Linked DNA regions of Mus musculus: all the other regions are linked to region 3. A link is a loop called in an ENCODE intact Hi-C map of the cell type or tissue named here. Cell type or tissue: left cerebral cortex. All regions are shown on one strand. Each heading gives the region's core, and the rest is flanking DNA. Links, peaks and the distances in the headings are about the cores only.

Evidence for each region. A loop is a pair of places that touch in the nucleus more often than their neighbours do. Peaks named below come from ENCODE experiments on the same cell type or tissue, not always from the same donor. Only the 100,000 strongest peaks of a DNase experiment are listed, where the experiment ranks them.
Region 1: a loop joins it to region 3, with 4 times the contacts of the local background. A loop is called at or near these places in 6 of 42 quality-filtered maps.
Region 2: a loop joins it to region 3, with 4 times the contacts of the local background. A loop is called at or near these places in 2 of 42 quality-filtered maps.

The regions. Positions count from the first base shown.
Region 1 is chr19:26,461,329-26,471,712 of GRCm38, forward strand. No RefSeq gene overlaps it. Among named protein-coding and RNA genes, the nearest start is that of Gm34808, 41 kb to the right of the region's middle. In left cerebral cortex, for the core only: a CTCF peak has its summit at 4,126 (motif pointing left); DNase peaks (open chromatin) are centred at 4,103, 4,599, 5,196 and 5,900.
Region 2 is chr19:26,317,968-26,328,351 of GRCm38, forward strand. No RefSeq gene overlaps it. Among named protein-coding and RNA genes, the nearest start is that of Gm34808, 180 kb to the right of the region's middle. In left cerebral cortex, for the core only: no CTCF peak of the experiment used is centred there; DNase peaks (open chromatin) are centred at 5,916, 6,651 and 7,201; H3K27ac peaks cover 489 bases.
Region 3 is chr19:26,596,167-26,606,550 of GRCm38, forward strand. Gm52395 (a long non-coding RNA gene) reads right to left here and starts at 10,344. Exons shown (of 7, transcript XR_003952911.1): 1 at 9,985-10,344; 2 at 9,083-9,883; 3 at 4,192-4,355. Smarca2 (SWI/SNF related, matrix associated, actin dependent regulator of chromatin, subfamily a, member 2) reads left to right here and starts at 8,994. Exons shown (of 33, transcript NM_011416.2): 1 at 8,994-9,067. In left cerebral cortex, for the core only: no CTCF peak of the experiment used is centred there; DNase peaks (open chromatin) are centred at 5,485, 7,523 and 8,488; H3K4me3 peaks cover 1,045 bases; H3K27ac peaks cover 1,856 bases.

The sequences.
Region 1 (10,384 bases), core at 935-8,934, 130 kb before region 3:
AAAGGAAGAATTCCTCTGATTAGATAATGAGATGGAACAAAGACTGTTTGCTTTGTGGTTAGCAGTTGGACCACTCTGCCCTATTTCCATGACAGGCCTTCAGATACCACCATGAGCTAAGAACCTTGACATCTTTAGAGAGATGTGTCATCAGTCAGTGTGAGCATGGCAGTGTTAGTTACCCACACCTGGATGGCAGGCGATGATGCCGTCCCCACTGTTATATGAGGGATATGGTTGTTAGATGCATGACTGAGTTTAATGATATTTCTTCTTTTGATTCTTCTCCTTTACGAGATAAATATATCCCATTAGGGGAAACTCTCTCTTCCTCTGTTGTGTTTTTGTTCTAGCTTATAAAATAGGAATGGGCTGCCTCTACATGTACAAAGACCAGCAAGAATGCTAACTTGTTTCTGACTCTGTGTCTAATTGCCAACATAAATAATTAAAAACAAACAAACCAATCAACAAACAACCCTGAGTATTCACAGCCAAGCGCCTGATCTGTCACCTGTTTGCTAACACGCTGGAGAATTGACCCGCCTAAGGGAGACCTGGTGGGAGCCCAGTGTCTCCCTCTAGAGGCATGCTAGAGAACCTTCTCTATCCTTACAGGTGACCTGGTTTATGCAGGCAGAGATGTTCCTCGATATGAGCCAGTTCAGCATCTGTCTTGTGGGTTCTATCCTTGTAAGCATGGCTTTCCAAATCCAGATGCTGCAGCAACATCCTTTAACCCAATGTGATCACCCATAGAAACAACAGTTCAGATCTTTCTGCTTCTAGTCCCAAATGCTTCTTAACTTGAATGGGGGAAACCAACATATATTGCTCTATGCTTCACAGGTCTTAAGTTTCAATATTTAGATATTCTTCAGTGTGTCAGAGTTATATGTGCAAGCATGGTTCCTAAAATCAAACAAAACAATAGAATATGCTCCCTGTTTTGGACACTAAATCTTAGCACTTACAAGCCCAAGTTATAGCATAACCACACAAAGACTGGGCACTTTAGAAAGATGTCACGTTTTACTTGACTGGAATCTCCAGTCAACAAAGACTCGGACTCATGGCCACACCCGACTTTTGCTGCCCAGCCTCTTTTCATTAAATCCTCTTCTCCTGGAAGCCAGATGCTGACCGAACTTCAGAAACCTGCATCAAGAAGAGCCCTGAGTAAGCTAACTCGCAAACACCAACTAAGCAAGAGAAGCAAACCATGATAGCCTGGCCTTTCCATCACTCACAGCTGTCTCTAGAGCTCTTTCCAGCTTTATAGGGAGGGAGTATTTCATTTCGCTTCCAAACTGTAGCAAGCAGATGCTTGGAGGAGGGTTCTGGTTTCTGTCCTGCATGTTAGGAATCTCATCATCCTGTCCTCTGGACTCACAGAGCCAGGAGGTGAGTGCAGACACCTATCCTGGGGATGCTGGCCTTTCTCATCACTCACCAGATAAAAACAGCCCCCTGGAATGTCTCAGTTTCAAAACGGATTCCTTTAATAAAAGCAAAAGTAAGGTGTGGGAATCAGTCAAAGGAAAGAGCTATCTCCCTTACCTAAAGGAAAGCCCATTCTAATATCCCCGGGTTCTAGATGGAGAGTCCTCGGGGGCACAGAGGGCATCTCTCTGAGTCCATCTCCTTTCTGTGTTTTTATATTCCTAGATAATCTTTTCTATTGAGTCTCCACTTCCACCACTGTCAGCTCTAAGGGTTCACGTGCCTTTTCAAAGAGGTCCTAATTTGGTTTCACTCAAACCAAGGCCTGAGGCAAGACCTTGGGTGCAATTAGTTTATTTGAGAGACAACTCCGGGGCATACTGATTAGGGATTGGGGCATGAGACAGGGAACTGAGAGAACCAATAAGGGCTGAAGGCAAGGTGATCCTGGTCTCAAAAAACCCAGAGACCTAGAAAGCTCTAAGTCACAGCTTCCAGGCTCATCCACGAGGGTTGGTGAGACAGGGCTATTGCTCCCATGCCCTCTATTTGAAGGTTACTATGGGTGAACTGAACTTTTTTTTTAATTAGGTATTTTCCTCGTTTACATTTCCAATGCTATCCCAAAAGTCCCCCATACCCACCCCCCCCAATCCCCTACCCACCCACTCCCCCTTTTTGGCCCTGGCGTTCCCCTGTACTGGGGCATATAAAGTTTGCAAGTCCAAAGGGCCTCTCTTTCCAATGATGGCTGACTAGGCAATCTTTTGATACATATGCAGCTAGAGACAAGAGCTCCGGGCTACTGGTTAGTTCATAATGTTGATCCACCTATAGGGTTGCAGTTCCCTTCAGCTCCTTGAGTACTTTCTCTAGCTCCTCCTTTGGGGGGCCATGTGACCCATCCAATAGCTGACTGTGAGCATCCACTTCTGTGTTTGCTAGGCCCCGGCATAGTCTCACAAGAGACAGCTATATCTGGGTCCTTACAGTAAAATCTGATTGCCATATTCGGGGATCCATCCCATAATCAGCTTCCAAACGCTGACACCATTGAACTGAACTCTTGAGTCCAGGATTCAATTAGCTGAGTAGGGAAGCTTCCTCATGTTGGAGGAAGGGTCCATGGAAGGAGGGGGAACAGAGCTGTGGGAGAAAATTCAGACACAGTAAAGATAGCTCCCATCACATAACTCAGGTAAGACAAGCAGATGCATGCAGTGAACAGCTTTCTTCTTGCTTGCTATTAGCCTAGATGAAAGGGCTTCCCATTTAAGAGCACAGTCATTCAAAATAATAAGCAGATACCAAAAGAAACCCTAGCAGACTCCATCCTCAAATCAAGTCGCTGATGTCTGATAACTACATACTGTCTTCGAGGATGATCCATTCGTACAGAGCTTCACCATAGTATGTCTTCTTTCAAAGCAACTGTGCCTACTTCCCCTTGGCCAACACACCGCCACCAGGTTACTGCCAAGGCAAACAGAAGTAGATGAGCCTTGTAGGAAAGCTGCTTTTCTTGTCTGAAAAGAACGTGTGCATGTTTCTCTCTATAACAGCTTCACATGGCTGATTCATTAGTGCCACAATGTACAGAGCTCAACTCAGCTAGAATCTGAGCCCTTTGTTTGTTATGTAGCCTTAGGCAAATTACCTGTGCCTCTGTTTCTTCATCTATAAAATAGAGGTAATTTTTTTAAAAATCCAATCCAATGTTTAGGATGGAATGATTTAATACAGATGCAGTGCCCGGCACATGGGAGCAGTTCATAAATACTGGCTCAATGATAGTAACTGGGTTCACACACATACAATTATCCCCCTCTCTCTTTCAGCTGAGCACAACCAAGTGCCCTTCTGTTGTTTCAACGCCACTCCCCACTGGCACAGCTACGTGATAGCCACAACCTGCAATAATAATCTGCCCAGAACATTGTACTAAGATGGGTTTCTTACCCAGAATGCAACGAGATGCTAGCATCCCATTAGCCTCCTTTATTGTATGTGTAATTAGCCAAATCTAGTAGAATCCTGGATGACCTTTTCTAATATCCTAAATGGGGAGACAGATTTGCCAAGCTAGGATTAGAGCTACTCTCTAGCACAGATAAAAATATTCATCTTTGACCATGACGTGCTCCTCCAGAGTGCCAGGTAGACCAAACTAGAGTTTTCTCTTGAAGCTTCCCAAAGAGCCTGCTAGCAGGATTTATCTCTGGTCACCGGCTTGGACCATATTTTCTTCTGTTGTTCTCCTGTCTACTTTATGAATATTCGGAGGTGTCTGTATCCAGAAAAGCCAGCTTCCTCAGTTTGGCTACTACTCTCTCCTCTTAACTTCATTTCTAAGTGCTTCTGGGTTCCCCCACCCCACCCCACCCCACCCCCGTGGATACACGACTTATCTAAGGAAACCATCCTGCTAACATTCCTCCTTTCTAGACTTCTACTTCTGGAAAATCACCATACGGCTATAAGGTTGCTTTGGTTCTCAGTGACAACTCCATGCTCTGGTTATTCTGCATAGAGAAGCCACCAGTATAAGAGCCACCAGAGGACAAGGACACCTCAAATTTGCATTGACCACAGCCTTCCCTCCCCTTAATTACAAAACACAAATCACTCCACCTCCTCTGGTACAGAAGAAATTGACCTCTACTCCCCCCTGGTGGACCGTTAGAGTATGCTGGGTGAGTCACTTCTGAAATAGCCATGGGGACCCTCAAGACTTATTAAATCAAGCTCCTTCCTAGGAACCTGCCCTGCTCTAATTCAACATGCTGATTATTTATAACTAGAAGATAATTTACCCCCACATGGCCTAGTATTTTTTGTCCTTTTCTTCCAGGTTTTTTCCCCTATTAGCCAAAGGTAACATTCGTTATCATAATTGCCTGGCGACTTGTCGGTCTCCTTAAATAGACCAGGCACAGCAGAAATCCAATAACATTAAGTGATTTTCTGGAGGCCACACAATCAGGAGAGACTCCCAATATAGAAGTCAGGTTTCTCTCTCTATGGTCTGTTGGGCTGTTCATTAGCGACAGCATCCTGTGTTCTGAAATCTCTTTCTGAGAAGAAACACGAAGATAGCCAACAAGGGGTATAGAGAATGGGGATTCTGCTCTCAGCTCAGTCACATCCTGCCAGTACTTCTCATCTGAACAATGAGGGCAGCTTGCTTAGATGAGTGCTAACATCTGGTCTAACTCTCCATGTTGACGATTCAAGTTGAAAGGATGGTGATTCACTCACAAGGATGGGGGCTACATCCAGTCATTCAACAAATATGTATTTTCTTCACAGTTGTTTATTCTGCATCTACTACTATGAGGCAGATTGGCTGTCAAACATACTGGTGAAAAAAATGACAACGACCCTGCCCACTGAGAAACCATGTGGCCACCCTTGTGCTGCCACTGGGCCATATCCCACATCAATTATCCTGGTAAATGGGGTGACAAGGATTTCATAAGCATACTTTCATTGAAGGTTCCCTCTGGGACAAGTATAGGTGTGTTTGCAGCCATAATGCTAGAATACTAGTGAAAATTAGCATCCCTCTTGTTCTTAAAGCAGGCAAATTCAAATAAACAGGAGCTGCACAACAGCTTGGCCATGCCCCTTCCGGTTAATGCACAGCTTCCCAGATCAAGCTATTGATGCACTCTCCTGCCAAGATGCCAACAGGAGTGTCCAATTAGTGCCAATTTGTTTCTTGTAACCTGGGCACCTGTCACCAAAGAACCTGATAAAAATAACCAACTCAGTCACCGTGGATCCAAACGGCTCGAACTAATCCAGACAGAGGTAAACAGGAAAACTTCAAATCCCACTGCACAGACTCCAAGGGACCCAGTTCCTCCACCTGTGGTCACATTTATGCCTTATTTCTGAATGATGGCAAGACACCAACTGGCAATTGATTTTTTTTTCTTTAAATGCAAGTTATCAGCCCTTCCTTCCAGCCAGCTGCGGGCTTCCCCCTGGCAGTTCAGGACTCACAGTGATAATGGATTATCTTGCCTTTTAATAGCAAACTACTTTCCACTGAGATGGAATGAAAGTTGTGGAGGAGAAGCGAAGCCACCCTAGAACTCTTTCAACTCTCTTCAGGAAGCACCTCTAGTTTGCACATTTAAAAAAAAATAACCTTTAAAATCTAACCAGGTTTCTGCTGCGTGGTTGAGCCAGCCACCAGGGTCGGGCTGGTTATATCTGAATTAGCACTGCTTGGCAATCATTTTCAAACTTTTCCTTCATGCCAGCAGTTTTGCTCCCAGGGTGTGCAGTGGTAAGGGGCAGATGCCTTCGAAGGAGCTATCGGGTGGAGATTAGGAACAATAAGCAAATGAGCAGGCAGGACATTTTTACAAAATCAGCCAGGCAAGAAACGCAGCACGTCTTACTCTTCAATAGTGGGCTCATCCAGCCTGCTGCTTTACAGGAACAGAAATGCCTAGAATCTAAATCTGCCACAGGAGGGGGGAGGTTTTTTTTGCCTCCTCACAGTGCTGTGAGCTGAATGGTAGATTGCATCACCTCCATTGTAAGGCCGCTCTCATTATGAGAAACCAAACACAGAGTCTGGCTCCTAACTGGAGTATTAATAATGAAAATGGATTATGTGCATCCTGTTTGCTAAGCAATTATCCCAAGGCAGGGATTGAGTCCAGATTTTTTGCCTCGCTGCCTGAGTGGCAGGCGTGAATAGATAGACAGGTATTTGCATGCAGTGGCTCTGACCTGGAGAAAATGTCAGCAGCTTGGGAAGTGACGGGAAAGCTGCAGGTGCCTGGGTTTGGCAGCCTATTCTTGGAAGAGGCAAACAAAGAAGGAAACGCTGGGATTTGCCTTGATGGTCTTGAAGACAGCTGTCAGCTTCGAGGTGCGACTGTCCTCCACCCTGCTCACCTTCAGTCTTTCATTAAAGTGCTTCCAGCTCCTGTCTTTTCAAGGAGATGAGTTTTATGTGCATGATGGGGAGTGATGCTTTTGCCAGCCACTCTGTTGACCTAGATTGGATCTGTTTAACCTGGGTGCTTTTCAATGAGAGCGCTCTCCAACGCCTTGGGTGCGTTTCCGGTTTTTTAACCTCACATTCCTCTTTCATTGGGCAGTGCTAACTACCTCTACTTCCTGGTATCCCTGCACGGTCCCAAGGCTCCACTTCCAGGCCAAACTGGTGCAAGAGCTTCAGGATAAGCACCTTAGATTCCTCTCTTCTGCTATGATAAAATACCGACAAGAGGCAACCTGGGAAGGAAAGGGCTTATTTCCTCTTACAGGTTTTCCAGACCACAATCCACCATCGAAGGAAGTTGAGGCAGGAACTAAAGCAGAGACCATAGGGGAATGCTGCTTACTAGCTTGCTTCTATAGCCCAGGACCACCCATCCAGGGATGCTACCGCTCACGATGGGCTAGGCCCCCTTGCATCAATAAGCAATCCATTTGCCCCCACAAACATGCTCACAGGCCAATCTGATTAAGGCAATTCTTCAACTGAGGCTCCCTCTTCCTAGGTGACTCTGATTTATGTCAAATTGACAAAGATTAACCAGCATAGCAATCCACCATCAACAGCTGTGTGGCCTCCAATTGCCCCCTGAGATGCCATTCTTGTTTGTCATACAGTTTCATATATGAAACCATGTTAAAAGTCGGTAGCAGAAGTTCATATGGACAAGCCACATTACTCATAGGACCAGAGATAATGGTGCTAGACTAGAGGCAGATAATGTGCATAAGAAAGCTACCCACAAGCCGGGCAGTGGTGGTGCAGGCCTTTAATCTCAGCACTTGGGAGGTAGAGGCCAGTGGATTCCTGAGTTCAAGGTCAGCCTGGTCTACAGAGTGAGTTCCAGGACAGCCAGGGCTACACAGAGAAACCCTGTCTCAAAAAACTCAAAAAAAAAAAAAAAAGAAGAAGAAGAAGAAGAAGAAGAAGAAGAAGAAGAAGAAGAAAGAAAGAAAGAAAGAAAGAAAGAAAGTAAGTTACCCCCAAGATCCCGGCAGCTTTCACAGTGAAATTTGCCTTGGGTGATGCCGATACAATGCTTATGTTTGAAGTTTTTCAAAAGGACTAAAAATAAACAAAAACAAAAATTGATAAAAATGAAGTTTGATTATTTTTGCAAAGTTGCCTAGGGAATGGATAAACAGACTGTCTCATCCACATTAGAAAAGTCTACTGACCAGTGAGGAAGATGACAACGTACAGGGCACTGTCTTGGGATTCCAAATGAAGGAAGACAGACTAAAAAGCCAATATACTGATGGTTCCATCCTGAAAACTGAAAGCACCTAAAACAGATCCGTGTGAGAGCTCAAACGGGGAGGCAGGCTTAAAAGGACGGGAAATCAGGCACGGTGCTTGTAAGCACAGTTGTACCCCAGGCGTCTCCATTCCATGGAACCTCTCATTCTCAAACTGTTCACCACCAGCAATTTCATCACTAAGGGTTCCAGGGAGCTTTCCGGGGCTTTGTCTTTTGATGAACCACACTTTGCATTTAATATAAATCAGAGCATAAGCAATTAGAAAGGCTAGCCTGCCTTTCCACTGAGAGTGAGCTCTAGATATACAGGGGGTTCTACGAGCCCCATGTCATCACCCCTGTTGCTAGCTGTGTGTGGCGGGTCATAATTTCCCACCAGGCCACTCTGAGCTGTCTTCCTTGGGTGCTGACATGTTACCTCCAGCAGACTCATTAAACCATCCAGTTGTTGCTAGCATTGAATTTTCCTCCTTAGACATTACCAAATTAAGGTTTTTCTCTATTTCTATCAGGTTGTACATTGGCAGGCATACTCTCTAATGTTTTAAAAGGTACCATGTACATTGGCAGGCATACTCTCTAATGTTTTAAAAGGTACCAAGCACAAGAGGTTTCTGAAGGCTTAACAAAAAATAAAAACCAAATTCCTAGAACTCTACACAGATTGACCAAAATTGAATTGCTAGAGGATGTCGTGGAGTCTGCGTATTTCAAAGTATCTCCTGTAGTCTTTATAATAAGGAATCAAAAGTGTCTAGAACACTGGTTGTCAACCTGTGAGTTGCAACCCCTTCCACAGCAGTTACAAATCCAATATCCTACATATGGGATATTTACATTACAATTCATAGCAGTAGCAAAATTACAGTTACAAAATAGCAACAAAATAATTTATGGTTGGGAGTCACTACAACATGCAGAACTGTATTAAAAGGGTATAGCATTAGAAAAGCTAAAAGCCGTTGCTCTAGATGGAAACCCTGCTGTTGGGGAGACCTCAACACTATCTTCCAACCAGTACAGACCTGGTTACATCCTCATTCAGACGCAGTTTTCCCTCGTTCATTAATTGAATCCAGGTACCCACCCTGCTGAGACTATAGAAGTGGAAACAAATGAACAGGGTAAGCTTAGCTTCTGGTAAGTGGCATGAAGTGTCCCACCCATGCATGACTCTAGGGACTGACCTGACTGGGACAGAGAGGGAATGAAGAAAAGATACACACACAGAAAAGCTTTGCCCTCATGGATGGAGAAGCCACAGCAACCAGGAAGCTCAGCATGTTTATAATATGGAGTTGACCTGAGAGGCAGGTTATTACAGACAGCTGAACAAGGAGATGGACTTCTTAGAGCCAGATAAACAAGAAGGCAGGGTTTATGGTATACAGGTAGACTAGAGACAGGTTTGGCTAATCTTGGTAGATACAGTCTGTAAGATGACAGTCTTCAGGCCATACATACCAGAGGGGAGAAAGCAGTAGTGGTCATTTTCTGTACAGACTGTCAACACCCATACCATGACCTACACACTGACCCCCAAGGAAGGTTGTGCCATTTCTCTGAGTCACCTGCTAGGGTGGTGGGGTTAGGGTGGGGTAAGGGTGGGAGACAGGGGTTGCCATTCCTTCATGGGTCTGAACTCTACCCAAACATGGGTCATATCGATGTCAATAGCACACAATCACTCTGGATTTCACTTGCTCAGAGCTTCCTCCAGTTCCATCATTATAACGAAGCTCCTATATCAAGGTGTTATTCTCGTGCTGGGCCAGGCTACTTAAATAGAGCAGTTAGAGAGGGCATGGTCTTTGTGGGTGTCAGCCTCATTCTCATTTCCCCTAGGAAGCTTAGTTGCAGATCCACAACTATACATTTTCAGTCTCACCATGATGCTGGGTAGCTGCCACAGGCCAGTGTCACTGTCTGCCTCTGGAAAGTGAAGGGGTGGCCCCAAACACTGACTGCCAAGGTCTCCTTCTAGGCCTGACATTGTATGTTTCTGGAGTTTATTATTGTAATCAAATAAAACTAATCTGATACATATTTAATGATATACATAATTGTTATTGTGCTGCATGGTAATTAGCTATCAGTGGTAAGCTGCTCACATAAATGACTGTAATTAGTGTTTGGTATACACAGTCAAACCCAAGTTTGGGGGTTTTCTTTCATCTCACCCTGTGATCCTGCAATGAGCTTCTAGCTTCATTGTACATATCTCCCATGATAATCTTTGTTCTTCTCTCCTACCTCATTAAGTGCGACTGACATTTTAACAAATCGGGACCCAATGTTTTCTCCTCCCAGGCTGATCAGCTGTAGCAGCAGAGCATCTTTGCCTTCCCAGCAATGGGTCCTTCCATGATGCACACTCTTAGCTCCTTCATCTATTGTCTTAGGTGGCCAGAAAGACCTAAAGGGACTGCAAGAAGCATAGACCACTGGATCTTTTGTAAGAGCTGAAAAAAATCAACAGCGAAGACAGTGAGTGAGCAGAGGCATAATGTTTAGATTTCTGACAGAAGAAGGGGGCGTGGACTCGTTTTCAAAGGCTAATGTAACAAAAGGTCCCACCCTGTGTGGTTTAACCAGCAGACCTATTTTCTTACAGCCTTGGAAACTGGACTTCCAAGCTTGGCTTGCTTGCAGGTGGT
Region 2 (10,384 bases), core at 1,357-9,356, 280 kb before region 3:
GATGTTGAACTCTCTGCTCCTCCTAAATCATGCCTGCCTGGATGCGGTCATGCTCCTACCTTGATGATAATGGACTGAACCTCTGAACCTGTAAGCCAGCGCCAGTTAAGTGTTGTCCTTATAAGACTTGCCTTAGTCATGGTGTCTGTTCACAGCGGTAGAACCCTAACTAAGATAGGCAGCATAGAAAAGCAAAAGTGTAGGGCAGACATACTCATATGAAATGAGTTTATTCAGATTTATGTCACTGCTGCAAAGCACTGAAGAAATTGGTGCTGATGTGATCCCTCTGAGCGATTGCAAAGAAGGCAGTTGACTGGTCTCTCTGCCATCATCTTTCACAGCCCTCTCAAGACAAATACTTATACCTTTAGGCACAACTGCATCTTTGTTTTTGCTTTGTAAAGATGTGTGTGTGTGTGTGTGTGTGTGTGTGTGTGTGTGTGTGTGTGTGTGAAGTCTCTAAGATGCTTACAACTTTATCATCCAGAGTGTATAATATTCAGATTGCTGCTTCCTAAAAAAAAAAATCATTTCTATCATACAGAGTGGTGAACATCAAGGTGACTCCTAAAGTATTTCTCTTGCAGAATGATTGTGTCAAAATCTTACTCCATTAGCGATGTAAACTTGTTTTACTTGAGTGTCTCATTCCCGCTAATATCTCTACCAGATCTGGGATTGTTGGGCTTTCCTTTGTACTTTTGCTGTGTGAATCTGTCTCCTAAGGGACTTGGCTGCATTGATATCTGGGATGCCTTTCAGGGAATCTGACTGATCATCCAGATTCCAAAGGAGAGATGCAGGGGTCAGCTGTAGGTGCTTTTCTGTGACCTGTAACCTTTGATGAACTAAGGATCATGCGTTCCATTCAGCATGCAGAGTTCTTTATAATGCTCCACAGAAGATACAGTGAAGAGTTCCTGGGCCACTCTGTCGTACAGCACAGTTCATCTGTTGTAGCCTGGAAGCAGCCAGGGACAAACAAAAACAAGCGTGTGTGGCTGTGTGCTCAGACACTTTTTCTTTAAGGACATCAACCTCAAGTTTCACATAATTGTCAGACAGTACTCTTCTTACCCTATATTCTTCCAACCATTTAAAATATAAATAGCATCCTTGGCTTTCACAACATACAAAAACAGGTGGTGGGACATTTGGCCTGTGAGCCACAGTTCGCTGACTTCTGGACTCAATTTCAGAGCTGCTGGCACTGGGTTTGGGAGTGAGCTTTACTAATTATATGAAGCTGCTTTCTGGAAACTCTGATTCCATTCCCTTAGCCAATTCACAAGTGTTTTGGTTGATCCACTTCATAACAGAGGAAATACTGTTGTGTGTGACGGCTTCAAGGGCATTGTAACAAATTAAGGTTATGGAATTTTAGAGCAAGTTGCACCACCTTAAGACTAAAGAGTATGATTAAAATATTAAAATGGAAGACTGGAACATAATTCATGGTTTAGAGCAAATCATCTCAGATACTTTCAGGAATCAATAACGCATGACATCACTCCCATCCATCCCAGTGACACCTATTCATCTCATAAAACAAGAATTCCTGCTGCTATGAAATGATCCCAGAGTACACACAGGGGTCAAATTAAATACTCTCCAAGAAGATTGGTATAATTGTGAGCTATGATGAAACCCAAATTCATCTGTTCACATGATTTTGAAAGGAACCTTGACATTTTTAATATGTTGTTGATATCTGCAATCTATTTTCACTGGAAATTTTGCAGCACAAATGTACACAAAAATGGAGGCAATAATTTGATATAAAGACATAATATTTTAATAGTTTTATTTGTTGAAATTAAAATATAAGCATATCATTAAGCCATCTTTTTAAAAACCTCCATCCCTTCCCATGTAATCTGCCCCCTCCACATTCTTTCAAATATATATATATATATATATATATATATATATACATATATATATATATACATATATATATATATACACACACATATATATGTATATATATATACACATATACATATATACATATATATGTATATATATCCTGCTCAATCAGCACAGTCAGCATAATGCTACTTGTATGCATGCATGCATATGATTTCAGAGCTGACCACATGTATTGGATAACCACTTACTTGAGAAGTTCTTCTATTTCTCTTGCACACAACAATTCTTAAAGTTCTTTATCTCAGGTTGGGCATATGAGATTTCTCCCTTCTCTAATAGCATGTCTATTGGTGTTGTCATTGTTCAGGTTTTGCTTAGCCAGCCTTGTTGATGAAACTTCATGGGTGTAGCTCCTGTGACATTTCTAAGAGACACAATCTCAAAGTAAGCTTCCGGTTCCTCTGGATCTCACACTCATTCTACTCTCTCTTTCACTATATCTCTGAGCCTTAAGGGTAGAGCTGTGTTATAGATGTATCAGTTGGGGCTAAGCGCTACACGATCATTTATTCTTTGAATTTTGATTGGTTGTGGTTTTCTACAATGGTCTCTGTCTATAACAGAGACCTATACTTATTTATGAGAATAATGGTAAATATTTAAAATGCAATTAGGAATTATGGTTGTTTAGTAAATTGGTAGTTATAGATTCTCCTCAAACATCCTATATGTGTCAGTGCCAACAAAAGCCAGAAGAGAGTATGTGATGTCCTGGAGCTGGAGTTCTTTGAGGCTGTAAGCTGCTGAGAACAGAACCTAGTCACCCCATAAGAGCAGTAAGTACAATTGACTGGTGCCATTTCTCTAGCCTCATGGAATAATAATTTAATGCCAGTTAGAATATAGCACCTTTAAGGAATGCAGCCCCCATTTTCAACAGGTCTGCTTGTTAGACACAAGAGGAAGCCACTGCCATCTTTACTTGATAGGCATTTCTGGGAAGAAGCCTGTATAGAGACATTATGTATAAGTAAATAAAATGTATGTGAAGCCTTGTATAAAAGTAGACTTCCAAAAGTAGATTTCAGTAGCTAAGCCCAGGCTTTCAAGACAGTCCTAGGTTTAAACCTATTGTGTGTGTGTGTGTGTGTGTGTGTGTGTGTGTGTGTGTGTGTGTGTGTGTCTGGGACCAAGTTGTTTATCTTTAATTTCTTCACTTACAAAAATAGAAAAACATTGCTAATGATTGTGGATATACATGCTATATTACAAATATAGTCTCTGTACATACCTAGTAAGGCATTCACTAAATAGAAGTCATTATTAATGAATTTATCCTGAGAAAAGTACAGACCTTTGTGCAGTGAGGCATGAAAGGATTTAGAACATAGACAGTGTTGGCACTATGAGGGAGGCTGCCCTCGCTGAGTGGTGCAGATGCTAAAGACACATCCCTGGGCTAGACCTGGTTAATCACAACCATCATGGAGCCATGGCTTCCTCCTTCACTCCTTTCTGGCTACAGTGGAGGTTCTGGTGATGTTGTCATTTTGTGGCATTTTGCAACTTTCTCTCACTTGATACCGGGGCATCCCATCTTGATATTGTTTTCCTCAGTCTCATCCCTTCTGATTTTTCTTTTGCTTACATTATGGCCTCATTAGAATTTATCAAATTCTTCCTTATTCAGAAACTTCTGATTGCAAATTCTATTTAATCAAGATGCTGATTGTCTATCTCAAGTCACTGTGCTGAGAAAAACAGTAGCTGGACAGTTGCAAATCTCTGTCCCATGGACCGTGATTCAGTGCAAAATGGAGAATACCTTAAAGTGGCACTGGGGAATATGAGAGCTCTTTTACAGCCTGGCATGTGCTCAAGGCCTCTAGCATGACAGAAAAGGAGCAGACTTTGTATCCCACTACTGGGACTCTGAAGACTCCTCAGCCAGCACCAAATATAGGCTCTTAGCAAGTTATTTACTCTTGCTAAATTCAGTGTATTAGTCAGTCCATGTGTCCATGAATCTATAAGGATTCCATTTAAGCAACAATTTTATGGTCATAGGCATCTAGTCTAACATCTGACACTAACCTATAACCTGTGGGCCTTCTTTCATTCATTTGAACTGGATTTAAGATTTAATTTTTTATTTTGCCTGTGTGTGTGTGTGTGTGTGCACATGTGCATATGATTACAGTACATATAGAGGTCAGAAGATGGTTTTTAAAAATGAGCTGGAGTTACAGACATGTAAGCCACCTGATGTGTTTGCTGAGAACCAAGCTTGGGTACTCTGCAAGAGCAATGTATTCTTCAATGCTGACCCATCTCTCTAGCCCCTAAAAAGAAGATTTCTATATTTGCAACATAAGTCATATATTTATCATTAACAAAAAGGTTACAAATTTATCAGGGTTCCTCTGGGCACAGAAGGTTTTAGGACTATCAGGAAGCTGTCGTGAAGAGACAGCTGATGCCCAAGAAGCCAAAGGAAAAGCCATACGGCTCATCAGCACTCTATACATGGAGGCATGAGGAAGTGGCTCCACAGGAGGCTCACTGGGCAAGTACAGTGGACTCAAAGGATTGTTGCCTAACACATCAGCCGCCAAACTGACCTACAAGAAATGTATAAGCAATGAAGGAAAATAGCAAGCCACTGCCAAATTGCTTCTTGTACAGTGTGATGAAGGACCAGCCCTGACCTGAAGCTGGGCAAAGCAATGATTCAAATGTGAAGACCTCCAGCAGAATTTTCATGCTTTGTCCCTTGGCTCTTTAACTCCCTCCCTCTGCCATTACCACCCACAGAAATCCCTAAACTGAAATACGGCACAAGGGTTAAACTTCTGGCTGCTTTCAAGTTTCTGCATGGTAAAAGTTAGAACCCCAGATTTTCAGAGTTCACCATCACATGCATGTTCCGTTCTGGCTCCGTAGCCTCATGTATATCTTCTCTTTCCCAGGACCAAAATACTCTGGACTTCTCTTGGCCTTCTTCACAGCTCAGTGTGTTTGTACATGTTATTCCTCTATCAGGAATATTCTCACACAACTTTATCCTTGGACATTTCTTTCCTTACTTCAGTCTCAGTTCAATGATAATCTTTATGGATCAAAAAAAGAGGAGTTAAAGGAAACTGTGAGATACATATAGATGCTGAGAACCAAACTCAGGTCCTCCGCTGTAGCAGGAGACATTCTTAAGCACAGAGCCATCCACAGGCTTTATAATAAGGATATTCATATGTACAGTTTTCAACTACTAGGGATGAGAATGTTTGTAGTACAACTATATATGTTGTGAATATTTTTGCAGCATTTACTAATAGTAAACTAAAACTAATCCAAACCATCTCAGAGAGAGAGAGAGAGAGAGAGAGAGAGAGAGAGAGAGAGAGAGAGAGAGAGAGAAGGAAGAGGAGGAGGAGGAGGAGGAAGAGGAAGAAGAGAAGAAAAAGAAAAAGTGATACTGTGAGTCACTTTAGAATTTAAATAGACAAACCTAAGAAAGAACAAATTGAAATTCAGCAAAAATCTTAAACCTTGGATAAGACAAATATGAATGTCTTTACTAATGAAATGATTTATGCATGAATAGTGAATGTCTCTTTTATATGTCAGGTACTATGGATACAAGGCAAACAAAGCTGTATTAATATCTCCTGTCAATAAGAAGCCAGCATCCCTGGAGTGTGTTGAGCAAGGGGGGAAAGGTGGAATAGAAGAAAATCTTCTAAGTGAGGAAGAGAATTTTATTTTCTAAATGTAGTCGGGAGCTTTTGTAAGTTTAAAGCAGGGCAATGATTTATAGGCCACTCTGGTTCTTCTTTGGTGGTGGGAGGAGAGTATGAGCTTGAAGCCTGTGCCCAGGTCACTGATGAATGGCAGTCAGAACCATTGCTTGGGCTGTGAAGACAAATTTATGAACCCCACCTTTATGAGTTCTAATTCTATAGATCTGGGGGTGATATGCATGGGTGGGTGGAATTTACATATCTCGAGAGTTGCTGGGTGGTGCTGATGCTGCCACTTTTAGACCACACTCTGAACAACACTGAGTTCTCTAGGAGGGCGTGAACAAAGCCCTGCTTTACCCCTACTACTCTTTTGCACCCCTCCTCCCAATCACAGGTCTCTTCGGCTCTCATGGTGTGTGTGCATGTGTACATGTGTGTGTGCGTGCATGTGCATGTGTGTGTGCATATGCATGTGTGTGATTGTTTGTATGCGTGTGCTTGGATGTGTGTGTGTGTTTGCTTGTTCAGATTGTGTGTTTGTATGCCTGTGTGTGGGCACTTGTGTATGTGCGTTTGCATATGAAAGACCTCCGCATATCCCTGCAGATATACATAAAGATGGGATCCTTATGATATCTAGTGCAACTGGTGCCTTATTTGAGGGAAAATTTGGACACAGAAGCAGGTTCACAGGAAGGACAGTATGAAAGGAGAACCGAGAGCAGAAGGATGTTTCTGTAAGATCAGGGACACTAAGGATCGCTCACAAAACCCAAAAGCCAAGGGCATCATGGAATTTGTTACAGCAGCTTTAGTAAGACTCTAAGGACTCCTCCTGGGATCACTCTTATTATATTGTAACCTTAGCTTTATACTTAGTCTTCATTGTTGCTGAGATCTGCCATTCTTTTTTGGGTCTGCAGCCAGTGGACCAACACCAACACTGCTATGAAACAGACCAAAGGCTCTGAGAACTCAATCAGGATATAAAGCCTCATATCCCCATTTTTCCAAATATGGAGTCCATGCCCTAGTCCGAAAGCAGACAGTCACCAGCTTTAGAATCTATGCCCTATTTTCTTACCATCTTTGCATCCATCAGTTATCCCCGAGCCTGAGTCATAGCCAGTATGTTTGTTGAGTGAATAGCAAATTTAATGAGTCATTCTTTATTTTCCCCTGTGGTAAATGGAAAACTTCTAGGGCCTTTGACCTTCATGCTGTATCTTTTTGTCAATGCCATGAGTGGTTTATTTGGGAAGCATCTGTTTTTGGATCACATTACCCTGTAAATGTATATTGTTAATGAAAGTGATCAGTGCAGATCAAGCTGACATTAACACTGAAGATATGGGGGATTGCTTGGGTGTGCAAATGGAAATGGTTTAGTGCCAGGGGATAATGAAAACATGAGAATTAGGACCGCGTTATTAGACGGAGGGGATGAGACTTGTCATTAGTTCCCACTGCTTCCTGAAGTTATTGTTAATAGCTGTTCAGAGTGAGTTGACGGGAACATGTGGAGACAGAGGAGGAGGAGAAAACAAATGTGTAGACAGCGTCTGCTCGCTGAGATGCGCGGCGTTCAGAATTGATCGCCCTGCAGTGCTTGCTGAGAGGCTAGTGATTTTTGAACTGATCCGTTTCTCCAAACTCACTCAGAGGCACAAGCAGCTGAAAACCACAGATTCCTCTGTGTGCCTGCACCAGGCTTTGATTTCCAATGCAAAGCCAAGTTCATGCTGCCACACTTGGGTGCCAGACCCTGAAGGAAGATGATATGGTTTGGGGTGGGCTTTTTTGTTTTGTTTTGTTTTTGTTTTGTGTGGTTTTTTTTTTTTTTTAAGTTCACAGAGGGGGTGGTTCAATGAAAGTATGCAGACAGAACTTAGTCTATTTGAGTTGCTATAACAGAACACTATAAACTCTTTGGTTTATACACACCCCATAAAATTTTGTCCTCACAGTTTTGGGGACTGGGGAGTCTGTGAATAAGGTGCTGACAGATTGGTGTCTGGGGAGCCCCCACACTCTTGTGGGGATCTGTCTTCTTACTGTAATCTCACACAGACAAGAGGGCTGGCTTTTTGTAGTCTCACCATGCTCCAAATGCCTCATCTCCTACCATCATATATGACCACATGGTGCCTTTCGGGTTGGAGTGGCAGCATGAGAATTTTGTGAGTTCACACAAGCATTCTGATGATAGCACACAACAATGTGTAGAAAGAGGTGCTATGTCTATGATACTGGCCAAACCAGAGAACAAAATCACCCCATTGTCGAGCCACCTAAATTCCACTAACACTCAATGATGCTGAATCTGAAACTGAACCCTTGTCAACCTCATACTTCAACTAAAGCTCCACTAACACTAGGCTACACTTTATCAAAAATCCAAACAATGATCTAAACCTCAACCCACACTCAATCTAAAACTCAACTCTATTCAACATAACATTTGATCACACTCAGTCTAAAACTCAATCTACAGCTCAATCAGACTTGCCCTCACGATGCCTCAATTGGCATTAACCACGTCCTGCCCTGCCCTGCCAGAGACTGTCCTCATCCTTCTAATTGCATATAGAACACAGAATTTTTTTTCATATAAAACTTGTGTAATTTTTATGATCTCAGATTTACGACATAATTTTTAAAATTACTTTTAATTTTCTTAAATAAAATAATTAATGGTATACTTATAGGTTTCTGGGCCAGACTGAATTGTGAAGCCTATGTCCTTGTGTCCCCAGCATCCATGGACAGTTAAGAAAGCAAACGACCATTAAACTCCTTGCTGATAAATCTCAAAAATCTGGAGTTGCCTGAGATGTGGCTAGGTTACCGAGCACTTGTACAAAATATATCAAGCTCTAGAGCCTGTCCCTATTCCCACAAAAACAAACAAACAAAGAAATAAACAAACAAACATTACACAAGAATTATTACTCTGAGAAAGAAAAAGTTTACTGAAGTGGAGAGTGAAGCATATGGCATTTAGAAATAATTGCTGGAGCTCAAATCCCAGCTTATCTTTCCCTATGTAGAAATGACACCAGGAAAGCCAATTCGGATGCTCTCATCTACAGAATGAACCAAAATAACCAGGATTTGTGAGGAATGAAAATAACAGCACATATAAAGGTCTGTGTGAGACATATAAGTTCAATTAGCAAGCGATGTTATTTCTAAGTTACACATACTCTGATTTAATTATGACCATTTGCCTCTTAGGATTGTTTTGAGAGTGTTTTTTTGTCTGTTTGTTTGTTTGTTTTGTTTTTTGGTTTTTTTTTAGGTAATACTTCTCATGGGTATTTAGGCATTTACATATCCCCCACCCACTGTAAACTATTCAATTTTGTTTGCATATTTTGTAATGTGTTAAATGACAACTTTAAAAAAAAATCAGAAATCCTTATAAAATTGAAACAAAAACCAAAAACAATAAATATGTCCTTCCTCTAATCTAGTTTGTTGCTGAACAAAATAAAACTGAATCATCTCTGGAAAATATGTGAGGACAGGAATACACTGGAATTTGGTTTTAGAAAATCAGAAAAATCTAATGACTTTTATAGACATAGAGATGTATCTTGCTAGTCCACAGCACAGAGGAAAGAAACAATTATTGAGCTGTTGGTACCGATGACCTGTTTCATCCCTACTCCTCACCATGACATCTGACAGTCAGTCAGAAGCTGTCACATTATTGTCCATGGATGGTTGAGTGGAGTACCACTGTCAGGCAAAGGTACAATAACAATGTAACTATTTATTTTTTACAATTAATATATATTATAATATATTGCTATATTGTATATTTTATTACCTATTATATATAATAAAATATATTATGTAATAAAATATAATTATGTAATGATAATATAATACATTATATATATATGCATATATGTCTGCTTGCCTGTGTGTCTGTCATATGTATGCAGGTGCTCTTGGAGGCCAAAAGAGGTCTAGGGTCCCCTAGAGATGAAGTTACAGTAGGTTGTAAGCCACCCAATGGAGGTATTGGGAAAGAAATCCAGATCCTCTAGGAGAGCAGAGGCTGCTGGTACCAGATGAGTCATCTCTCCAGCCACAATAGTTAATTCTTCTTTAGAGTTTTTAATGTATGTGTTCAAAAGGAGTTCTTTCCTGACTCAAGATCTCATCAGGACATGACTCTTCACTCCACAAGGAACATGCAGAGCACAGTGATGCTGCCATGCCTTGTGGGCACAGATGTTCAGTTAGGTGGCTCTGAGGACTATGGGGTTTGATGCGGGGCAGCTTTCTGGGGCTGATAAAGCCCAGGGAGACAAGTACCTAGACAAGCAACAACCTGGGGGGGAGAAGCAGAAAGAGCAGCCGGTGGGAAATGAGAGTATAGTACAGGACCTCAGTTGCAGTTCCTGGCAATGTCATGGCTGTGGGCGTCCTGGTAAAAGGGTGATAGAAGACTGTGCTGAGTGCCTCCAAGACTACATGCATCTTTCTGGAATGCTTGTCATGTCAGGTGAAGAGCAGGCAGAATCTCAGGCTGCATTTGGTGAATTTATATTTCAGTAGTGGGGTAAACTGTGTTTCATCCACAGGCAGCTAAAGCTAAAATTCTCAGAATATGTTTTCTTTGTATTTATTAATCAGATTCTGGTCTTCACTGCACACACACAATGTTGACAGAATTGTTTGTATCTTGTAAGGAATCTCTTCTGCTCCCCTAGTCATGAAGTTAAGGAAACTCACAGGCACACACACACACA
Region 3 (10,384 bases), core at 730-8,729:
CAGTGGGAGGTACCATTTGGGGGAGATTACAGAACCTTTAGGAAGTGGGGTCTTGCTGGATGAAGTATGTCACTAGGGGAGAGCCTTGAGGGTTTATATCTCCACTTCCACTCATCTCCCACTCTGCTCTCTCTGCTCTGTGCTTCCAGTTCAAGATGCCATCCCTGTTTCCTGTAGCCACCTGCTGCTACGCCCCTCCCCCGCCACCACTATGGACTCTCTCCCCTCTGAAGCCATAAGCTCAAACAAACTGTCACAACAAAGTATTGAGGTTTCAAAAAAGAGAACGTCCCTGGCAGAGGATATATTTTTAAACACGTTTTGGTAAAATATTGATAGAATATAAAATAGTGACTTCTTTATATTCAGACATACCTTGGAACTTTAAATCCTGCACAGATGTTCTTTTATCTTAACAGAAAGTTCCACTTTTTCATATAGCTATAGAAAGTATATGACCCAAAGCTCCCAGATAATCTTTATCATTAGAAATCAACACACATGGCAATGTTTCTGGTGGGATCAGTATGTGGATGTGCACATATCCACACAAAATGTGATTTTTTATTTTTATTACATCCAACAGTTTCTGAACTCAGTGTCTGTTCAGCTAAGTTTTTCTGATAGGAAGATAAAAGTTTCCTACCCGGTGCAGAATCCAGATGCTTTGAAACCTACCCTAGACATCTATGCTAGTTTTCTGTTCATCACTCTCCGGTTTAAAAAAAAAAACAAAAATAAAACAGTACTGACAGCTAAAATGAAGCCATATTGTTATGGCATGTGTTTTTGAGAGGAGAGGAGGAAGGCCTGAGTTAGTGTGTGTTGCTGCCATGAGTATGACCACGCCGACCTCAGAGCTGTGGGATAGTGGCAAAGCCTTTTTCCCAGGGTAAGGCTCAGAGAGATGACAAAGCCTTCCTCTGGTCCCAGATGCCCCTGTTAATACTGTTGATAGTGTGTACAGAAAGAAGAAAAAGCCACCATATCTTCTTCCCTGTGGATGTTTACAGTCTGAAGACTGCTCCCCTACAGAGACTGCTTCCAGGAGGGTAGCTAAACCTGCCTCTTTCCTCCAGCTGTAGACCATAAACACTGGCTCCTTGTTTATCTCTCTGTAATAGCCCAACCGCTTTGTTCAACTGTGTGCAATGGCCCTGCGTCTCTGTTCAGTTGTATATAACGAACATACTGAGTTTCTGAAATGCTGTGCTTTCTCCATCAGAGAGCCCAGTCCCCAGGCAACCCCAGCTTTTCGGGGCACTTCTGTCTTTTCTTCATTTTCCTTGCTGCCCCAGTCAAGTCTGTCCCTGGAGCCATCTTGGACAAGGCAGTATTTTAGTCCTACCTGAGAACAAATTAAACCTTCTGCCCTCCTCCACAAAACTCAGCGTGCTTATTTCACATTCTTTATGCAGTCATCTAAGGGAATTTTAGTAATTGTTTCTGTGTTTACATATTGCTGGCTTACTTTTTAATTGGATGCATGAAATTTTTGTAAAAGTCATGCAGAGGATTTATTTCTTATCATAACATTATCATGGGTCATTTAGGCTGTGTAGGCTTCTTAGTAATTCTTACCACCTTCTTGAAGGAAGAGCTCCTTGAGAGTATAATGAAGCAGATGCACTCATTGAAAAAAATGCTTATTACGTTCCTACATACATATACATACATACACACACACACACACACACACACACACACACACACACACACATTTAAATAGAGTTAGCCTACAGAGGGAGAAAATACCCCCAACTAGAGACCATATGCTAGCAAAAACAAAACAAAACAAAACAAAACAAAACAAAACAAAACAAAAAACACCCACTACTTGCGATGAGTTATTCCTTTTTGAGTTGTTGGCCAGTGGTGTCCCATAAACCCTCAAGTGTATTGCAGGCTATTTCCAGTACTCTTGGTTACCCTCCAGAACTTGGCAATAAGAGCCCCCTGCTGAAGATACCACATACTCAAATCATACAACATGGAACGGCCAAGCTGGCACTGACCCGGAAGCTTCAGCTATGCTTTCCACTCTCATAATGCCAGAAGGTCCTATCACATTACCAGAGTAGAAAAGCAGTCATCGATTTCACCCAGCAGTGAACTCCATAAGGCATAACAATGACTGGTTTGCCCAGCTATACCCACTGTTGGTGCAACCATAGCACAAACGAGAATAACTAATCAGGTTCTGATAGGAATAAGATCCCCTCCATAAGTAGGAACTGTACCTGGTACTGTTTAGGGGACCAAGAACCTGTAGATGGATAAGTTATAGATCCTAGGGGAGATTCTAATACTAATATTATGCTAAATGGACAAAGTAGACCTATTCCTATACCCATAGGCCAGTTCATCTCCCAACCCTCATAAGAGAAACTTCTTGGAGACCCTCAACTGGTCAAAATGCAGAGACTAAGAGGCTGTGGAATGCTTAGCCTAAACGCAGCATCTCTATAATATCTCTCTCCTCAAGGATTCTCGAAGGGGCAAAGATTGTAAAAATTCTAGGTGGTTGAGCACATCAAGGAAACAGTAGTTTTCAGATACAACAGGACAGCTGGACTTACAGTGACCGTGGCAGCTTCCACCAGACCCTTAGTAAGCTCAAGCCAGACAAATCCCAGTCACAGAGGGGATGAAGGGAGGAGGGCACCAAATTATCACCTCGAGTTGATGAGTCACTGGCATTTGATAGCTGCTATGAGAGAGTCAGGCATTTTGAATGCTGTGATTCCCTGGTAGATTAAACAGACTCCAAGGCAGGCCCCATTCCCAAGAGAAGTTGGGCAGCACAAAATAGACTGCACAGGAAAGCATAAAAGAAAGGAACAAATCTCACAGCAGGGCAAGGAGGACGGAGAGGGTGGGGATAGGAGGAGCTGGGGGAACACTGTCAAAATACATTGTAAAAAAAACTCTCAGAGAATTAATGAAGTATTATTCAAATTAAAATCCACACTAACATGGCCACATAATTTGGTACAGTAAACGTTTGGAAGAAGACTCATATTCTACCCCCACCAGTGTTCCAGCATGGATCAAGAACCTTCTACTGAGGACAAATAATTGCAGTTTTTCCATGAGGACACGCATTGCTTGAGTCTGGAGAGCTACCAAGGTGAGTTAAAAATTCTGACTTCATCATTTAGTCAGCTCCAAGTTGTTTGATCACCTTTCCCTTGGACCTCAAAAGAAAGTAAGATAAAGTACAAAGTGTATATTTCATTATTAAACTCGAGTTCAGTATTAATAATATATCAAGTGCATTATGAATCACAAAGCAGAAGTGATGAAGGAGTAAGATGAAGATGAGAAGAAAAAAACCTTAATTATCTTGCTAATTATGATTACATCATATTATCAATAATGAATGCCTCAATATAAACTGAATGTGTAAGTCGGAATTCATCATGAGCGATAGTTAATATCAACCCAGATCCCAAGCAGTCTTGGGTAATTGTGGATATTTTTGACCTATTTTTTGTAGGATCTAATTAGGTCCTCATTGTTTTACTTCTCGGCATGGCTGGCAATGAATTCTTGGGGGCAAAAGTAGCAATTTAGAGCCTGGTTTTCACCTGTGCTCGCCTTATTGCCACCTCAGCCTCTGATTTCTTTTCAGAACTCCTTTTAAGTCAGTTGCTTCATAAATAAGAGGGCTGATTGGCTAAAATTGGAGACAGGAATATCATCTGTGATTTCAGTTAAGGTAGACCCTGAGGAACGGCAACTGTGAATTCATTTAAGGTAGACCCTGGAAGCCTGAGACACTATGGTGCTTGAAGAGCTGTCACTGCCAGTGAGGGAACAGAAGGGTGCCAGCACCATGCCTGCCTGTGACAACCCTGCTCTCAAGGTCCTTCAGCTCTTCTGCATGGCAGAAGACTAGTTTACTTCAGAGACATCTAAAGACTCTACAGTCTGCGAGTATATTAGGCATACAATCCTTTTACTTTGGAGGGGCTTGTAGCAGCAGCAATGTTTTAAGATCAGGAAGCAAAAACAGGGTTTCTAGTATTCTTCTCATATCAATCAATTGCCTTGCTTTCTCCAATGTGGGGGACACAGTTTAAGAACATTAATTAGCTGTCTTGTCGTATGGACTAGAAAGTGAGACTAGTGTCGCGTATCTTAGTTGGCTAAAGGGAAGAAAGGATCTGTGTGAAGATACTGGCCTACCTTCTGGCCTGTGATTTAAAGGAGAAATGCTGTCAGGACCGGCTGATTCTCTTAGCGCGTCCAGCTCCCTCATCTGCACCGTTGTTCCTTTGGCCTGGTTCAAACATTCACAGAACTTCTGATCAATGCTCTTCATACCAAAGTGCAGCTTCTTATCTTTCAAGCTTCCAAACAAAACAGAATTAAACAAACAAACAAACAAACAAATATTTTAAAGTCTTTCCTGCTTAAAAATTATCAAAGATTGTAAACGCTGCAGATTGTTCATCATAGTTACTGGTGGTGAAGACCTGCTGAGTTCTCAATATTAGGTAAGTTTATTATTTATTGCTCATCCTTTCATTCAACAAAGTGGTGGAGGTTGTTTGTTGTTGTTGTTATTTGATACACTGTACTAAGCAACTAGCTAATTGTTGAGGTTTCCACCATGAATTGAACTTATTCTATACCCTCCGGGTACTAGTGGAGTGATATCAAACAAATAACTGCATCAGTCATAAGTGCCCTAATGGAGGTGCACATCGGTTGCTATGGGAGCAGAGTGGGACCTGCAGCTTTTCTGTCTGCAAGGGCACCAGGACCACTTTCTGGATGTTGGGTCACAGGTGAGTCTTAGAGGACCTGGAGTTAAGTCCTCCCTGCATGTCAGAGAGGGGAATATGACCAACAGAGCTCTATAGGAACCTACAGGTAGAGCAGGTCACCCACAGGGCAGCATTTGGGGGAAGTCAACAAGCCTGGTAGACATCTGTCCCTCCGGGGCCTTGAATGCTATGCTAAGTTTGTAGTTTATCCTAAGATGAATTGGGGATACATATAATTTTAAAGTAGAGAGCTAAACGATCATAAAAAAAATTAAGGTGGCATTTTAGAGATATGATTATGGAGAGACAAGATATTTTTAAATCATTTATTAGGGAAGAAGAGAGAGACTAGTGTTTAGTTCTGTAATCAGTTTTCTTGCTAATTCTAAACCCTTCACCAAATTAGATGTCAGCGGATTCAGTTTGTTAAAGTCCAGTGTCTACTACTAAATATGACATACCCAGTCCCTAATGGCCTTACCTGCTCTGGCCTGAAGCTCAATACCGTACCAGTCCACATTAATGCTTTGTTGGGAGTAAAAGCTTCTAAATTTTGTGTGTGCAGTTTTCCTTTACAAGGGTGTTCCAACCAGATAGCGGCTTTTAAGCCCACTATGTACTCTATAGAGGCATCTTCATCTGCCAAAGAGGACTTACATAACAAGTAAATGTGGCCAAGCAGACATGAAAAAGCAACTTCTACCCCTCGCTACCAAGCTAGAAAGAGAAAAAGAGACTTCAGAGAACACATTATGACTCATCGAAGTCCCCAAAGCAAAGCTCCCTGGGACTGCAGCATCCTGTGCAGCTTCCCTGAGTCCTTTTAGCCTCTTAACCAGAGCTGCTTTCCTGTGATTCTGTACAAAACAAAAGAGCCTCTCCTTTTTCTCTCTCAGAATCAGCAATGGTTACGTTTTTTTTTTTTTTTTTTTGCTTCACCACGGAGATGAAGTGCGTACTGGACGGTTTTTCCTATGGAGCAAATGCTGCAGCCTTTTATTTCTCACGAGTTTCAGAGTCCTTTGATGAAATTCTTACTTGCTGCAGTGCAAGCTACAAACAAGACAATTCTTCAGAGGAGGGACCTGAAGGGAGAGGAGAGGGTGAGGCATCCTTAGGTCAATGTGAGGTGAAAGGGAGCCAAGTATCTATATTTAATCTGTATTCCTAAGCACTGATCGTGCACTTTCATTCTCGTGGTTGAGCATGTACAGGTATGGGTAGCAACCCCTTCAAGTACTGCATCAGAATTTTATGTAAGCTGGAGAACACACACACACACACACACACACACACACACACACACACCAAAGGGAAGGTCTTCTTCTTACTTTCTCTCTGACAAAATGCCAGAAGGAATGGCCAGTGGCTTCTGTGTCACAGAGATGAAGGTTTCTCTTTCTAAGAATTGTTATGGCAAGTGGAGGTGAAATTTTATTAATGAGAGAATGACGGCAAAGCCATGCTGGTCATGGTGTGGCACACCTGTAGGAGGCAGGGGTAGGGGGCTACAAATGCCAGAGCCCTTTGGGCCAGGGAGAGGGAGAGGGAGAAAGGAGAAAAGATAGGAGGGAGGGAGAAAAAGAAGGAAAGAGAGAGACATAGAAAGACAGACATATATACAGAGGTAAATGAACAGGGAGAAATACAAACACACATAGATAGACAAAGACAGACACAGAGAGAGTCAGCCAGAGATAGAGAGACGGAGAGATACACACAGAGAAATAGAGAAAAGTAGACACACAGAGAGAAAGACACAGGGATGCACACACACACACACAGACAGACACAGACATACAGAGAGACACACAGAGAGAAATAGAAAGAAATAGACATACAGAAAGACACAGAAATGCACAAGTGTACAGACACATACATACAAACACACATACACACAAGACACACACATAAAACACACATACATACAAACACACACACACAAGACACACATATAGAGACAAAGTCAGAGAGAGAGAGAGACACAGAGGGAGACACACACAGAGAGAAATAGAAAGAAGTAGAAGTGGAAAGAAAGACAAGAGATGCGCACATAGAAACACACACACACACACACACACACACGCACGCACTGTGTGATATCATCAAATTGTTAAACCTGGGCTGTGAGGTTGACATGTGAAGGAAACAAATGTAAAACCTAATGCTTGCTAATGAATGCTTATCTTTATAAGTTAAAGCCTTTTATTATACACAATTAGGTTTCTGGCTATAGTCTGGTAAAGCTGAAACCTATTAGGCAGTTAGAAGCTAGTATTTAGATTATGCATTTACTACACTATTAATTGGGCTTAGCGTTTCTTAGAATATATTCCATTACTGTTATACTGGCCTATCCTCAGGCAGAGAAACAATTTCTTACAACCTCCAGGGAGGCACACTATATCCTAGTCCCTTTTGTTTGGTTTAGAAGTTTGCCATGGGATACACAGAAAACATGGAAGCCAAATTTAACAAGCAAATAGCAGCACCTTGGAAAACTATAAAACTCTAGGCTTGTGTGATTGCTCTCCCTGCTTGCCTGCTCCATGCAGTGGAGCCTTGGTAGTGCTTCCTCCCAGGCCTGGGCCAGTGATGTAAACTCTTCCTAATGAGCACACAGGAATCTGACATTGTTCCCGTTGCTCCTTGTCATCAACATACCCAGTACCTAAGCTTGAGCATCCTTAGAATAGCACTTCACACCCAGTGGCTCTCACAGTCAATTCTGTAAAAGTATAAACCATCTTAAAATAGGATTTTACCCCAGGGTGGGAGGGATCCTCAACCAAATAGTCACAGTGCACTTTGAATGACTAATTTACGCCATTACATTGCAAAATAAGGAATAGATCATACTTTTTCATAACATGACCACATAGGAGCAGTTTTAATTTTAAGAGTCAAGCACCTACATTAATCTGAGTCTAATATAATAGGCCTCTGATTTAAAATCTCCTAACATTCTTTCACACTTCATAAAACTAAAAATAAAACCGCCTCACCAAATAGTGACCTAGGGTCCGGCAGACATACTGTATTTCAAGGAAAACTGAAACACTAGCTCTCCAAACCACTACGTGCAGGCAAATTGCAGTTTGTAGCCTTAATTGGTCTTAAATGTGGGGTGGAAGAGAGAGGAGACTTCGGTCTGTAGAGATTGAGATTTATTTCCCTTTTTAAATCAAAAGCAGATCCCATGGTTCAGCTGCCCCCTGACTCTCCCGCCCTACCCTCGCGGGTCGTTCTCTCCTCCCACATTTTTATGTATATTTTATTCGAAGACGACAGGTGAGGGGAGGTGAAAGTGCTTCGTGCCTTTCCGAAGTAAACAGAGGGGTTAGGAGGGTTTATCTGGGTTTATTTATTTACTAGGCGGCCGGCCTCTCAGCTGTTTCTCTTCTCTGGCATTTGGAAGCTTGCAGTCCTTTAGGGATGAGACAGATTTGGCAAGCTCGCTCTTTGTGCCGCCTCCCTTTTCACTGGGGGCTGGGGATGGGTGGGAAGAACGCAAATTTATGACAGCCTTGAGAGAAACGGGGAGGAGGCGGGGGTCGAAAAAGTTTCAGCTCGTATGATAATGCCCATTCCCTCCCACCCCCGCGGCCAACACTGCCACAAACAGCTTTGGTGCCACCCGGAGCCCTGCCCCCGCCGTCCCCTCCCTTTCTCTCTGCAGGCTCGAGCTGGCAGGCGCAGGCACACTTAAATTCCAGCACGGTCTCCACATTCCCCAGAACTACTACGCTCGATTACTACGGCTGCCCTCCCCTTCGCTTCGGGGGGTTCCCCCAGTCTCCTCGGAGAAGCTCGGAAGGCTACTGCCAGCTAAAGGATGTGCGGCTCCCGAGTCCAGCAGGGCTGCGGGCTGGTTGCTTGTCCTGCGCAGTTTCTCTGCTCCAGGCACAAACACGGCGGAGAGCCGGCGCCTCGCAGACACACACAGATCCACGCATACAGTAGAGCTGTCTAGATCCACATTCTTGCACACCGCCCCCTGCTCCCCCCGCGCGCTCCCGGAGTCGCTGAGCAGGGCGAGTGACAGGAGCGTCCCACCAACCCGCGCCGGGCCGGGCAGGGAGGAGCGGCTCGCGGGGCCAACTGCGGCGCGTCTTCCGGCGCCCGTGGAGGCGGCGAGGGTGGGACGCGGGGCGGAGCCCGAGTTTAGGAAGAGGAGGGGACGGCTGTCATCAATGAAGTCATATTCATAATCTAGTCCTCGCTCCCTCTGTTTCTGTACTCTGGGTGACTCAGAGAGGGAAGATTCAGCCAGCACACTGCTCGCGAGCAAGGTAAATATAACTTACAACTCCTTTCTCTTCTCTCCACGGCTCCGGCCTTACAGCAGCCGCAGCGGCCGCCGAACCCCTTGGGCACCGCGCCGCCTTCGCCCCGGATTATGCATCCTTATCCTAATCATTATTTATTGTGCATGCTGGAAGACCAAAACAAACAGGCGGGCCAACCGCTACAACAACAAAAAAGCCCGCCTCTTCCCCGCGGGCCTCAGGTGGAATGCTCTAACCACAGCTCCCGGGTGGCGATAAAAGAAACAAAGTTTCAACCGAACCTCGCCGTTCTAATAATAACAGTAATAATTACTACTTCGAGGGGGCAAGGAGAAGAAATCCCAACATGTCACAGCCTTGACCCTGGGCAGGTTGACAGTGATGCGCTGCCAACTCAGGGTTGCAACACACTCTCCGCCAGGTTGCATCCCCCCCCCCCTCCTATCCCCTAAAAAGCAGAGGTGGGGAGGGCTAGTGGCAAGAGGAGAGGGGGATTTGGGAACTCCGGGCCGGGGGGCGGAGGGGTTGGGAGGCGGGGGACTGGAAACGCGACAGTTCACCCCGAGCCATCCTCCCCGTTAGAGTTGGAAGGGAACAGGAAAGGAGGGAAGGAGGGTGAGGAGCCCGGGCTGGCGGCAGGGCGCCAACCAACACGGCTGCTATTCGCCTCCCGGGGACTTGTTTAAAGGGCTCCGGCTGCGGGGACGAGAGCAGATCTTGGCGGTAGTAGTCTGGGATGGCGCACTGAGCGGGCGGCGGCCACTACCACAGGGTTGGTGCCTTGGGGCTCCGAGGTGTCACCTCCACTCCCGGGGTTCCCTAGGGCAGGGAAGGGAATGTTGATTGGTGACAGGCCTTTAGGTGAAAGGGTTGGCCCCGGGGGCTATGGCCGTGGCGCCGCGGACCCTCTTGTCTGGTACCTAGAGGCAGCGCGGGCTAGGATGTTGAAGTTCGGGGTGTCCAGCCCGGGTCTCATTACAGAGGGTGGAAGGAAGCCCCAAGGAAAGAGGTCCGAGGTGTCCACTAGGCTCTGTTAGCCTCCCCTCCCCTCTCTGGGTTTGTTTTCTTTTGCTTGGTGTCTTTCCTTGGCAAGCGCCGAGGAAGCTGCAGACGCGGGGCGCCTGGGATGGTCTGAGTGTCAGGGGCGCACAGGGACCCGGGAGAGCCACGGCGGCTGAGGGCTGGGGAGGCCATGATCCGGATAATCCTCTCTGCCTGACTGTCACAACAGGACCCGCACGCACCCGGGCAGCGGCCGCGGCGTTCGCCCGGGAAGGGGAAGGGCTGCAGTGGGGAGGAAACAGGGGGTGGCGAAGGAGG